Linked DNA regions of Mus musculus: region 1 is linked to region 2. The links are chromatin contacts, found by Hi-C or POLR2A ChIA-PET in ENCODE. All regions are on one chromosome and are shown on one strand. The core of a region is the stretch at or near the end of the contact, and the rest is flanking DNA. Distances in the headings are between cores, read along the strand shown. Region 1 has its middle 8.3 kb from the start of Ilrun. Region 2 holds the start of Hmga1 (high mobility group AT-hook 1).

Region 1 (6,353 bases), core at 179-2,678, 270 kb after region 2:
CCCTGATCAGCAGGAAGTAGTCTGATGATAATGCCCGCCCACTTTCAGGGATCTCTCTCCTTTCCCCTCTCTCCTTTCTTCTCTCTTATCTAGTGTTTGGGGTTTGAAATGGTGGATGAAAGAAGAACCCACAAAGTAGCAAAGACACCTATAACCCTGTCTTTTTTGGTTTTTGGTTTTTGACACAGGGTTTCTCTGTGTAGCCCTGGCTGTCCTGGAACTCACTCTGTAGACCAGGCTGGCCTGGAACTCAGAATTCCGCCTGCCTCTGCCCCTCAAGTGCTGGGATTAAAGGCATGCATCACCATTGCCTGGCACTACAACCTTGCCTTAGTAACCTTCTGCTAGGAGACTCTTCTTGTACAAATTGTAGAGAGTCATCATTTCCGAGAATAAGAGGTGGAAGTGGGAGGTTGGGCATGTATCTGCTTGGGGGTGGGCGTGGCACGGGAGGTTGGGCATGTATCTGCTTAGGGGGGTGGGCGTGGTGTGGGAGGTTGGACATGTATCTGCTTGGGGGTGGGCGTGGCACGGGAGGTTGGGCATGTATCTGTTTAGGGGGGTGGGCGTGGCAAGGGAGGTTGGGCATGTATCCGCTTCTGGTTTGTACTTTCCTCCCCTCCCTTCTGCCTTCTCCAGCTTTCAGTCTCGATTCTGCTCTATCATGTGAGTTTGTAGAACTAGCTGGTCTCAACTGTGGGGTGTCACCACCTTGTGTTAGAAAAAGGAGATCTCGGGTCCAGGAAAGCACGCGAATCTCGAATCTCCCTTCAGATTTTTTCCTCTTTATAGGAGAGGAACCTCATAACCATGGTGGGCAGGGCACGGGCGTGGCCTAGAGGAGGGAGAGCATCTGAGAAACAGCATCATTACAGAGATGCTATAAGGTTGTCTTAGGAATCGCTGGCTTCTCTTTAAAACCTGAGGAGGGGCCTTGAGAGATGGCTCATTGGTTACGAGCACTCAGTGCCTTTCCGAAGGTCCTGAGTCCAATGCCCAGCACCCACATGGCAGTTCACTATGGTCTGATGCCATCCCTGGTGTGCAGTGTACATGAAGACAAAACACTGATATACATAAAATATATATAAATAAAGACTGGGGATGAACCCGCTCTGCGGGCTCAACTTTAATCCCGACACTTTGGGAGGCAGAGGCTGAGAGTTCTAAACTAGCCAGGACCACAGGAGACCCCGTCTTCAGACAAACAAAACACGTAGAGGAACCTCACTAAGAGAGAAAGCTTAAAAGAAAGGAGATGGCCACTTGGCGGAAGGGAGGGGTGGGAAGGGGAGGGGTAGGGAAGGGAGGGGAGGGGAAGTGAGGGGAGGGGGGGGTGAAGAGGCTCCAGAGACAGCTTTCAAGGAAATCTCCTGATCAATGGGAAGCGTCTGACCTGGACTTTTATATACTTTCTGAGCACGTTAGGGAGTTCCCCACCAAGTGATGTGCCGCGGAGGAGCCATGTAGCGGGCAGGATGACACACTAGAGACTGTAAAAAACACACAGCTGGTCAACAGAGTTCCTTAACTCAGTCTGGGAGGGAGCAACGGGGACGGGTGGGAGTGGCCTGATGACTTCAGTCTGAAATCTGACTCCTATGATAGTGCCCTTTGTTTTTTTATTTAATGTTTCAAATAAGAGATTTATGCAAATCAGTTCAACAGGGAGGTAGTTTCTTCCTATACTAAGTACATTCTGCAGTAACTTGTAATGTGGATCCTATTTTGGGTGATTTGATATGTTGGAGACACGTTCAGTACTAAATTAAAACCGATTTTTTTTTCTCCATCTAAATAAAAAAAATTGTGTTCATAATTTCTACTTCCCATCCCTTCCTCTGAAGTTTAGTTTAGTCTAAGCCCTTCGTCCTTTTTCATTAGCTGTTGCCATGTACACATATGTACATGTATACTTATATATTCCTAAGTACAATCTAGCCTGTGTACTCGTGCGTATGACTTGGTGTTGTGCTTCTCCCAGGGGAGATCGCTTCTGCTAGGAGTCCCTTGCCTTTATTCTTTGTGTAGGGCTGGGGCCTTGTGGGCTTTCGGGCATCCTGTTAGCATGACAATTGTCCTTGTTGGGCTCCTGTGCAGGCAGCCATGTTGCTGAGACTTTATTGCTATGGCTTCTGACGTTCCTAGGAGAAACAGTCTCACAACAAACTCTCTGTTCTTCTGGCTTTAAACAATCTTTCTGGCTCCTCTTTCATAGTATCCCGGAACCTTTGGGCCACCATGCCTGGCTAATAAGACACTCTTGTTTAGTTTTTGAGACAGGGTCTATGTGGTCCTGGCTATTCTGTGATGACACTTTAATATTGATGACAATATGACACTCTTGATTTCAATTTTTTCCTTCTTTTTTTTTTTTTTTTGGAGACACCGTTTTTCTGTGTAATTGTTCTGGCACTCACTCTGTAGACCAGGCTGGCCTCTGATGCAGAGATCTACCTGCCTCTGCCTCCTGAGTGCTGGGTGGGATTAAAGGTCTGTGTATTTATTGTCCTGTCAGGTTGTATTGGGTGGAAATCAAAGCCCTGAGGGGAGAACTGCAGCCTCCCTATCCCTCTCTGCCAGGCCACTCTAGATGTGCACCCTACTTACTTTAAAAATATATATATATATAAGTATCCTTTATTTGCCTGATGAAATTGTTATCTCTAAGGCTTACTGCCTCCATCTGCTAACCTAGGTCTAGTCCTGGAAGCTTCTAACCTCTGTACAATCCAATCTAGACCTAGAATGTTTTCAGCCTGAGACTTATTGATTGATTGTTTCTTTTGTTTGTTTGTTTGTTTCTTTTTTTTAATTTAAAAAAAATTTTTTTAATTGCCTCTGAGACTTACTGTTGAATAAGCTCACCCTTTCTTCTTCTGAGCTCTGGCTGACTGATTCAACTCAGGTGTTCTGGTTGAAACTCCTCTCCAAGCTGACTGATTCAATTCTCTTCCTCTCTCCCTCCCTGACCCCCACTCCCCCTTCTCCTGAATTACTCTGCCTGCCCTCGTCCTAACTCTGGCAATCTGTTCTAATCTTCTGGCTCCTTCTCATTGTGAGGCGCCTTCTTTTTTCCACCCTGTCTCTGTAAAACTATCCCAGTAAAACTGCCTTATCCTTCTCTCCCTCTCTGTCTGCACCGCTCTCTTAAATGGCTTCCTTTTCCTCTCTACTTGTGAGAGTTGGGCAGATCCTATTTTGTCAAATCTTTCTCTGATTTGTCACTTTGTCTGCCACTCAGCTAGACATCACTCTCAAACATGCATGCTTCCTTCTATGAATTTTACCTTCATGGTTTGGGATTAAAGGTGTGTGCTAAGGGTGTGTCCATATTCAAGCCAGAGGGATTAAAGGTTTGTGCCTCATCATAACACTCTGTGAGTACACAGTGTGATCAAATATCTTGCAACAAAAAAATAACCCTGGGTATGTGAAACTTCCCTGGCTTTCATAACTCCAGGGGGTACTAGAAGTATATACTCCCTTGGGAATTATGCTATTAAGGGGACCTGCTTAAGGTCCTTCTGGACAGACAGGGTTTGAGGCAGGGTTTCCTGGGACCTAGCAGATAGCAGCAGAAAAGGATCCACAGAGATCACTGGGGTGAGGGTGAAGTGAATCAGGACCAGGAGTTGAGACAGATATAATAAGCTCTAGAGTCCAAGAGCTCAGGGTCCGTCAACAGATGCAGCAGAGCCGAGCAGAGTCTGACATGGGCTGAGCAGAGGCACAGGCAGCTTAGACTCCCGTCTGACAGAGAAGGGACTTCTGAACGAGGCCACATGATGTGAGCCACTAAGGCAGAGGCTTGAAGCTCAGGATCCAGGGACTTCTCACTCAGAGAACTAGGAGCTGTGTTTGTCTCTGCAGGGGTGGGGTCACATAGGGAAGGTCGGAGTTCTGCTGGGTGGCGGCGGCGGCACATGCCTTTAATCTTAGCATACAGTAGTGGGGAAGTCTTCTGTGGCTCTGCAAATGCGGTGCAGTGGTCGAGGGCTGGCCTAGCACGCACAGGTCCTTGGGCCCAGTCCCTGGCACCACTAAAGAACAGGCTTCAGTAGACGCTGTTTGTAGTTCAAGTTGATTCCCAACTTGATTTATAATCTGTGCCTTGTGTCTTATTGTGTTCCCAAACTTGGTAGTTCATCAAACCAAGAGAACTTGAATGTTACATTTAGACAACAACATACTACAAATTATATATGAAGTCGTTGTGTTTTGTTTGGGGGATACATGAGTATATACTCATGCAGAGGTCGAGAAGAATATTGGGCTACTTCCTCAGTTGCTCTCTGCCTTACTTTTACTTTATTGGCTGGGTATGATGGGTATGATGGTGCACGCCTTTACCCCCCAGCACTCAGGAGTCGGAGACAGGTGGATCTGAGTGTGAGGCCAGCCTGGTCTACAGGAGAGCCAAGCCTGTTACACAGAGAAACCCCCTCTCTTTCTATGTGTATAGTTTTTATGTGCATAGGTATTTTACCTGTACATATTTATGTATACCCCATGCATCCTGCGTGCCTTATCTTCCTGCCTGCCTTATCTTTTTTTTTTTTTTTTGGTTTTTGTTTCCAGACAGGGTTTCTCTGTGTATCCCTGGCTGTCCTGGAACTCACTCGGTAGACCAGGCTGGCCTCAAACTCAGAAATCCGCCTGCCTCTGCCTCCCAAGTGCTGGGATTAAAGGCGTGCGCCACCACGCCCGGCCAAAGCAGATCTTTGAAACAGGCAGACACACCTTTAATCCAGCTCTTTTTTTGTTTTGTTTTTTGAAGATTTATTTATTATTATATCTAAGTATCTAAGTACACTGTTGCAGTCTTCAGACACGCCAGAAGAGGGCGCCAGATCTCATTACCGGTGGTTGTGAGCCACCATGTGGTTGCTGGGATTTGAACTCAGGACCTTCGGAAGAGCAGTCAGTACTCCTACCTGCTGAGCCATCTCGCCAGCCCTAATTTAGTTCTTTTAAGACAGGAAGACCCACCTCTAATCTGGGCCACACCTCCTGCTGAAAGCATATTTAAGGAAGGTGGAAAAAGAAAGCCTAGCTGTTTGCCTGCTTGTTCTTGCCTTAGCTAGCAGGTCCATTCCTTCACTGGTATTCCAGCCTACTTCTTCAGGATTCCAGTGTGTACCTAAGACTGGCAGAGACATCCAGCCTCATGAACTGACAAGTTCTCAATTGTTGGAGCCATTTTTTAAATTTTTTTATTTTTTTAAAGATTTATTTATTTATTATATGTAAGTACACTGTAGCTGTCTTCAAACCCTCCAGAAGAGGGAGTCAGATCTCGTGACGGATGGTTGTGAGCCACCATGTGGGTGCTGGGATTTGAACTCCGGATCTTCAGAAGAGCAGTCGGGTGCTCTTACCCACTGAGCCATCTCACCAGCCCGCCATTTTTTAAAATTTATTTATTTTATTTATATGAGTACACTGTAGCACTGTAGCTGTCTTCAGAAACACCAGATCCCTTTACAGATGGTTGTGAGCCACCATGTGGTTGCTGGGATTTGAACTCAGGACCTCTGGAAGAGCAGCCAGTGCTCTTAACTACTGAGCCATCTCTCCAACCCCGTTGGAGCCATTTTTGGATTATCTGAACCGCAGTCTGAAAGTCATCCTAATTAATCCTAGAGAGGGAGGAAAGGAGGGAGGGATGGAGGGAAGGAGAGAGAGAGAGAGATTGATTCTATAAATTCTGTTACTCTAGAAAGCCATAACTAATACACTTGGAAGAGGGACCTTCAACTGAGGATTCACCCAAATCAGGCAGGTCAGACTGGCTAGTGAGCATGTCTGCCAGAAATTGTCTTAACTGGTGGTTGACATGGAAGGCCCAGCACACTGTGTACAGCCCCATGCCTAGGCTGGATTAACAAACAAACAAACAACCCAGCTAGCTGAGCCTGAGCCAGGAGGGTAGCAAGGCACTGGATGATTAGTGGGTCCTCGTGGTGGTTCTTCAAGGTTTCTGCTCCAGGTCTCTGCCGGCCTTCTCTTCATAGCCTGATCTGGAAGTGTAAGATGCCATAAAGCCTTTCCTTTCCTAGCATCTCCCATGGGAGGTGCTTTCATATTCAATCACGACACCCAGGGATGACCATATTTTTAGGTTTAATCACAGAGAGCTTTTGTTTTGAGCCAGGGCAGGATCCCCAGTATCCCAAGCTAGCCTCAAACTTCCTATAAAGTCTAGGATGACCTTGAACTTTTTATTCTCTTGCTGATAAATTCTGACATTATAGGCCTGTGCCACTGAGACCAGCGTATGAGATCCTTGGGCTGGAACCCAGGGCTAGTGAGGCTACCCTCCTGGCTCAGGCTCAGCTAGCTGGGTTGTT
Region 2 (7,300 bases), core at 3,752-6,251:
TGGGAAACTGGAGGAGCAGGCTGGACCTCCTAGAACAGGCCTGAGCTGCTGGCCTCTGCCCCAGTGAAGGCAGGGACAGGAAGCCTGCCTGTCACCATACCTGTATTCTGACCCCATAAACACTGGCAACTGGGCGTTCCTCAGCGCTCCTGGTGGGAGCGCTGGAGAGCCGCTTCCCCTTTTGTCTGTTACTGAAACCTAGCATTTGAAGCAGTAGCTTCAGAGGTGTTGGGGTGGGGGTGGGGAATGGGACTGAATGCCACCTTGCTTGCCTCTCTACTCCCAAGCCTAGCCTATTCCTATGCTGGACAGACGTCCAACCTGTCTGGTCTCAACCTGCCTGCTTCCCCGACCCAGGCCCTGGGTCCCTGTTTGTGCTTCCACAGCACAGACTAAGTCCATCGGCGATGTTGCCCGGGTCCTTTCTGTCCCCCATCCTTCCCTTCAACATAAGTGCCTTGAGTATACAAGGGGAGCTACTCTGGTCCAGCTGGTGCCGATCCCGGTGCCGGGAGAGAAATCTCTTAGGCTGAAAGGGGCAAAAGCCTAAGCGTTTTGTTTGCTTTTGAGAATCTCTGGCTGGCCTTGAACGCAGAGAGATCTGCCTGCTTCTGCCTCCTCTGTACTGGGTTTTAAAGCCTGCCGCCCCCCATCTCCTCAACCCACCCCCCCATGCCTGGCCCAAGCTTCCTTTTTTCATTGCCTTGGGATTGGGGTGGGAATAGTGTTCCCTGATGGGGGAGACAGAGAGTAAAGAGAAAGACCCTCGTGGCTCTGTTCTTGTTCAATAATCCCTCTTCCTCAGTGTTTCCTGAGGTTAGATAGAGCTGGGTTTGCTGGGGATTGATAGTCCCAATCTCTCTCTCTCCTTCTGTGTGTGTGTGTGTGTGTGTGTGTGTTCGAGTCCTGGATCTCACAGCAGGGAGAAAGGCAGGCAGAGAGCTGCTCCCCCCTCTTGTTCTCTCGAAACATCTTGGTTTTCCCTCGAAAGTTGGAACCAGAAGAGGCCCTCCTTCCCCTCCAGCCGGCCAGGCTTCCTGGCAACAGAGTTTGTGGTCAGCAGGGTTCTGAGGTCTGATCCTGCCAGAGGACCAGATGCACTGGTAGCTGGGTGACTCCAGGAGAGTGGGCAAGCACCTCGTGTCAGAGTGGCCCCAATAGTGGCTGGCAAGGATCAGACCTGGTTGATATGGCCTAGGGCCAGCACTGTGAGCCAACCTAACACTGGCTGGTGTGGGTCAGTCAGTGTTCGCTGGTTTGGGCTAGGTCAGGTTGATGCCTGCTGTGAGCTCATAGCCGTGATGAGTGGCCCTGTCACTCCGTAGCGTCCTGCACGTCTGCTGAAACCCGGCACGCACCAACTGTGGTCCAGCAGTTCCTCTCCTAGGCACGCACCCGATAGAAATGTGCAGATCTGCTCACTGGGAGCCCTGCCACAGCCATGGTAGCACTCGATGTACCAGCCAGAACCAGCAACTATCCAGAAACCCTTCCACAGACCAGGGTAAACAAACTGCGGGACATTCACATTTGGGAAGCCTGGGGCCTTGTGGGTGAACTCTGCAGCCACGTGCTGTGGCGTGGTGTCCGCCTGGCCAAAGGCCGAGGAAGGAAGTGAGTCCGTGTGCCCACACTGTAAAAGCCACTGTCACCAACATGCTTGGGCACAAACAGGTAAGACTTTGGCTCTGTCAGGGAGGAAGTAGACCTGCTCCTTGGTCTTGGCACAATAAATAAAATAAAACATGTAATTTCTTATTTTTAGAAGGTCTTTTTTTTTTTTTTTAAATCCAATATTACAGTGGAAAGTACTTGCAGTATAGTGCAATCTGGCTGCGAAACTTGTGGCAATCCTTATGTCTCAGTGCACACACAATTGTCAACAATGGGTAACTTACACTTTTATCTCTCTTACATGTATGTGATGGGGGCAGGCACATGTAAACCTGTCAAGTCAACCTCTGGTTGCTTCTCCTTCTCCACCATCTGAGATTCCAGGATGAAACTCGGGCGATCAGGCTTAGCCACAAGCACCTTCACTGAGCTGGACCATCGCTAGAGCTTTTTTTGGTTTGTTTCAGGCAGGGTCTCACTAGGCTGTCCTGGAACTCAGTATGTAGACCGGGGGTGGGGGGGGGTGGGGGGGTGGGCTCAAACTCACAGAGATCCTCCTGGAGGCTGAAGGTAAAAGTGTGCCCCCATAACTCCCTTTATTTTTTGGGACAGGGTCTGTTACATGGCCTTGGCAGCATCCTACCACCATGCTCCCCCAACACTCCCCTTTTAAGACAGGGTCTCTCTACACAGTCCTAGCTGTCCTGGAACTCATAAAGCCTGTGTCCCTCTGCTGCCACACCTGTCCCTCAGTCCTTTGTTTATTGCAGTTTGAGTCCCAAAACTAGGTAGGGTCTTCTGTTCCAGGTGACCTCTTTTCAGTGTCCTGGTTTGGTTACCGAGTCAGATACACCCCATCCTTACATGGAAATTAGAGACACAGAACACCAGACAGTCCCTTGCTGTACCCTTCAGGGAACAACAGGTCTCAAACTAGGGGGAACTCTCCCTACCAATCCTTCCAAGCTTTAACGGGTGAGCTATTCTTAACAAAGTCTAACCTGCTAGCCTGGGACGCAGGTCATTGGATCCCTGACATTCCAGTTGGGATCTCTGAAGGTCAGTGCTTACCGGAGAAGGGCATGGAAGACAACTTAGATACAGGCCCAGAACTCACCCCCCACTTGCCTCCTGTACCGGACCCATCCACTCTCCAGTTGCAAGGAAGTCCTGTTCAGGCCACTAACCAGTGCTTCCTGCATCTCCTACTAGGTCTTTAGGTTCCTGCCCTAAGTCTAAGCTTAAAAGCACACAGGACTTTGTGTCACTCACTGTGCCCTAAGAACTTGGAAGTCAAAAACGGGTTTTCAACATCACCGCTGCCTCTTGTCTGGTCTTCTTTCATTACAGTCAGGAGGTTCGATAGAACTCCTTACCGTCCCCCCACCCCCCATCACTCTTAAGCTTAAATATCATTGCAGAAGGAGAGGAATGGGATACAGGGTGCGCAAGCCGAAGAGCACGGAGGTATCTGCATGGGGGTCAGTGGGCGGAACTGTTTGTTTCTGGAGTGGGCAAGGCAGGAGGGAGACAAACTATTGTGTTTGCCTACTTCTAGAGAGGGTCTTGGGTCGATTACAAAAACACAAGACACAAAACCGGCCGGTGAGCATATCAGGATGAAAAGAAGCAGAAAAATACGATCAAGCCAGTTTACTAGAAGTGGGCCAAGCAATTGGCGAAGCTTTCCGAAAGCCCATCCAGGAAGGAAGGGTATCCTTTTCTGGTACACACAGGTCAGAGGCAGTGTCCGCCCAGGGGCCACTACTACGTCGGAGGAAAAGGGCCCGCGGGGCCATTCCCAAACTCTCCCCCTTCAACACCACAGCAAGGGCCTAGTGGCCTAGGCTGCTGGCAATGACCTGTACCATGGGAGGATGTGGGCTGGCGTTGGTGGGAGTTGGCAGCTTGCTCAGCCACACCTCGCTACGAAGGTCCCCAGAGCTCGCAGCAACTTCGAGCCCCTCCAGCCAACTCGGCTCGCGGGGCACAAAGATGGAGGGCGCGGCGCGCTTCCACCCCGCCCCGCCCCCACGGCGGTTGCACACAAAGGGGCAGCCGCTCCTCCCCCAGACTGCCCCGGCGCCCTAGGCTCCCCTCCACCCGTTGGGAACGCCCCTCCATGACTTCCTCCTTCTCCAGGGGCACCCCTGGAACTGAGGGTCACCTGGACCTTGGTCCGGGACCCGCGGCCTGCCGTGGCCTCCCGCGCCTGACCGCTGCGCCCCACCCCCACCGAGCACGTGCTGCCCTGCGCCCAGGGCGCCATCCTACGGCCCGGGGGTGGGGGGTGGGGGGTAGCCGGGCCCGCCGCGCTCCCCACCCCCCACCGGAAACATTCCTGAGGCATTCCTGAAACTGGGAGGCCCGCCTCCCCAAGGCTCCCACCCCGCCTCCAGCCGGGCGCACGCTGGGCCCCCGCGTACCCTTCCACCGCCCGCGCGCCCCCCGAGGAGAGGGCTGACCGCGGAGGAAGGGGAACAGAGTTATGAGTCACAGTCGTGTGTCACTGGGCCCGAATTACGATTCCCTGCATCACGAGAGGTGTGGAAAGGCCGACTCGGGGAACCGAGGTGGGGAGGTGCGTCCAAGGGCCCGCGCCCGGCCTGCAGGGCGCGCCCCACCGCCCGCCATCTTCCCACTTAGGCTTCCTCCGGCCCAGCAACAAGTCTTTTGTTGACCCAGGCGCCCAGAGGCGGGAAACTCGAACCCCTGCCCTCAAGGGGCTTCCAGGCGCCCCTTGTCTTAAGTCGTAAGTCACGGGGGCGGGGAATCACACCAGAGGGACCTCGTGCTTCCTCAACACCAAGCAGCTGGCCACCCGTGGCTCCTCCCCGCGATGTCCCGGCGAGGCGGCCAATCGCTCGGCTCCTTTGAAGCCTGCACCTGGGTGGCGGCCGTTACTAGATTTAAACCGTTGGCGTTGGCCAAGTTTCACGTTTGGGTTTCACAAGACTTTGTTTTTTACGCGCCTGGAGGCCTCCGGAGACGCACACGCCGTCACCTGCTTGGTGGCAGAGGGGAATTAAGGAGAGGCCCTCGACATGGGCTGGGGGGGGGGGGCGGCGTCCGGGCCGCGAGAAGCTCCTTAGGGTACGCGTGGACGTCCGAGGGCACAGGCGTCAGCGCGCGCCTCCCCGCGAGGCCGGAGTCCACGGGGGGGCTCCTGTAGGTGTGTCCCCGGGTCCCCACTTAAACAGCAGGGCCGCCGTCACCGGTTCCTCCAACGCCAGGCTGCTCGGGAACTGTGAGAAACGAGGGCCGTCGGCGCGCGTGCCCGCGGAAACCGCGCGCACAGTGGCGAGCTACCCGCGCGCGGCGGCGGCAGCTGGCGGGCGGCCGCCCTTTTAAATCCCCGGGCTCATTTGCATGGCCCCGCCCCCCGGTGACACGGCTGGCGCGGGCGGGCCCGTCCCCCCTGCCCCTGGGTCGCTCTTTTTAAGCTCCCCTGAGCCGGGGCTGCGCTCCTCTAATTGGGACTCCGAGTCGGGGCTATTTCTGGTGTTGGCGCGGCTCCAAGAAGGCGTGAGTTCGCCGCCGCTCGGGTGGCTTCTTTTTTTCCTGTAGGTCTAGAATCTAATCACATTATTATTTATTGAGGCCGCGCACGGGCCGTGCCCAGCTTCCTGCCCCTCGCCATCCTCCAGGGGAGCGGGATCCGTCAGTGTTCCCTCGCCCCAGCTCGGATGTGACACACATCCCCGGCGGGGGCCCGGGCGGCGCGCACGCAGCGGTCTCAGCGCCTCTGCCCTCTCCCGGTTTCAGATCCGCATTTGCGACCGGCGGCGGTGGCGGCAGAGCCCAGGCCGGTGCCCTGAGCCCAGCCACGCCGCACCCGGCAGCCCCGAGCGCGCCCCGCCGGCGGCCTGCGGAGCTCGCGGTGAGTGTCCGCGGCGCGCCCGGGGGGCCTGCGGCGCGCGCTGCCCGCTTTATTCCCAGGCCCCGGGCTTGCGCGGGCCGCGGGAAAGGGGAGGCCGCACTGTGCTCGCAGGCGGCGGGGCCGGGGTGGGTGTCCGCGGGGCGCCGCGTCCTCCGGTCCCCAGGTTGAGGGTGCCCGGGTTGCGACCGTGGGGTGCGGAGACCCCGGGGAACGGCGCGCGGAGGGGGAGGGGGCGCGCGACTGCGACGAGCGCCGCTTGTGCACCCAGCGGCGCCCGTGCACCTCGCGCTCGGCGAGCCCGGCCTCAGGGAGGGGCGCGCGCTGCGCAGCGGCGGGAGGTGGGCGCGCGCCCCCCTCAGCCAGGGAAGTTCTAGAAGTGCGGGGGAGGGGCCCGGCGACCCGAGATTCCTCTCTGGCCTCTCCTCCGCCTTTCCCAGAGTAGTACTGTGCGTGGACGAGGCCGGATCGCGAGGGCCTGGGTTTCGGGGTTTCACCCCCCACCCCCACACACACCTTTGGCCCTGCCCCGCGCCTCTTCAACCTCCAGGGCCAGGCCTGCCCTCCGCCCCCACAAACTGGTTCCTCTGCTTTGCTGGGTTCTGTTAGAACTAGTCCCTTCGACTCCCCGTTTCTGCCCCCCCCCCCGCTTTGGTTTTCATGGAGAGAGGAAGGGGTTTTTTTCTTCCTGCGACTCGCACCAGGTTTCCTGCCCCCAAGGCGGGCTTGGGTGCCCCCTCTGGCAGGAAGTGGGGCCGGGCGCACCCGCGTGGCGGTGCATGTGGTCGGGGTGCGCCGTTTCCCGCGCCTAAAGGGCTCTGCGCCCCTCCCCCTCGTCCTAGCTCCTAGAAGCGCCGGCCTACAACCACCAGGCTGGGACGCCAGCGAAGGCATCCTCATTCTGGAGTAGAGGGCGCCTGGGTCTTAACCTGCTTCTCAGTAAACAAAGTGGCGGTCTGTAAGCATTCCGCAAGAACCTCCATTTTACCAAGTTGCTGTGTGACCTTGGGCTATTGAGGGGTCTTCTCTCTATATTTAAAGGGGGACCCTTTAAGACCCTTAACAATAGGCCTGCCGGGATGTTACTCCTCTGGTAGTTCTTGCATAGTTACTGAAACGTTGAGGAGCCACAGCGTGTGCACCCGTGTGAGAGACAGGCTGGAGGCCCAAGAGAGACACATGGGGCTTGGACTCCTAAATGTGACTTGGCCATGCCAGACCTCCCTGATGCTCAGAAACAGGTGGAAGAGGTGAGGTTTTCCTTGGCCTCGCTGGACAGAGACTCTAAGCTTAATTCAGTGGGGGCATTGGGGAGAGCAGGTGGTTTAGAGTCCCTAACGGCAAGAATTGGGGAGGCACCAGGTGGCAAAACAGTGTCCGGGAGACTGGCCAGGATCTCCAGGCAAGCTAGATGCATGCAAGGTCTTTGGGATTGGGGCAGGCTTTCCCCCAAGAGCCCCCTCTGAAGGGCCTCCAGCAGACCTCGGTGTGAGGTCAGTGCTCATTAGCTGATTAATTTTGATGTTTGGTTTGAAGGACACCTGTGGTGTAATGTAAGGTTCTAATCACAGCCTGTAATTAGAGAACAGACCAAGCCGCTAATGATGGGAGCTGGCCCAGCCACCCTGTTTAAAGGAGTCTCGAGTTTGAAATCTCGTAATAGAATAATGAGCAGAGTCCGCACCATCTGGGGTCTCTTGATGCTTGAGAATTAGGAAACCGTTAAGTGTTTTAGAAATCAAAAGTTTTCAAAATGTTTTCCTGTCGTTGGGTCAAAATTATCCCGTTGCCTCAAATCTGGAAAGAGGG

What was found. Hi-C counts contacts between places; a loop is a spot of excess contacts on that map. ChIA-PET counts read pairs that join two places held with the same protein, here RNA polymerase II (POLR2A).
Region 1: a loop to region 2 is called in a map of T-helper 17 cell, with 3 times the contacts of the local background. The contact joins the enhancer-like site here to the promoter of Hmga1 in region 2. A Hi-C loop is called at or near these places in 2 of 37 maps with a recorded cell type or tissue (T-helper 17 cell and T-helper 2 cell). POLR2A ChIA-PET finds 5 or more read pairs at or near these places in 1 of 5 experiments (embryonic stem cell).

The regions. Positions count from the first base shown.
Region 1 is chr17:27,825,708-27,832,060 of GRCm38, forward strand. No RefSeq gene overlaps it. Among named protein-coding and RNA genes, the nearest start is that of Ilrun, 8.3 kb to the left of the region's middle. Within about 2 kb of position 1,429, at least 1 of the 3 ENCODE cell types and tissues checked has a DNase peak (open chromatin) inside an H3K27ac peak, as active enhancers do.
Region 2 is chr17:27,551,573-27,558,872 of GRCm38, forward strand. It overlaps Hmga1 (high mobility group AT-hook 1), which reads left to right and starts at 5,002. Exons shown (of 5, transcript NM_001025427.3): 1 at 5,002-5,139.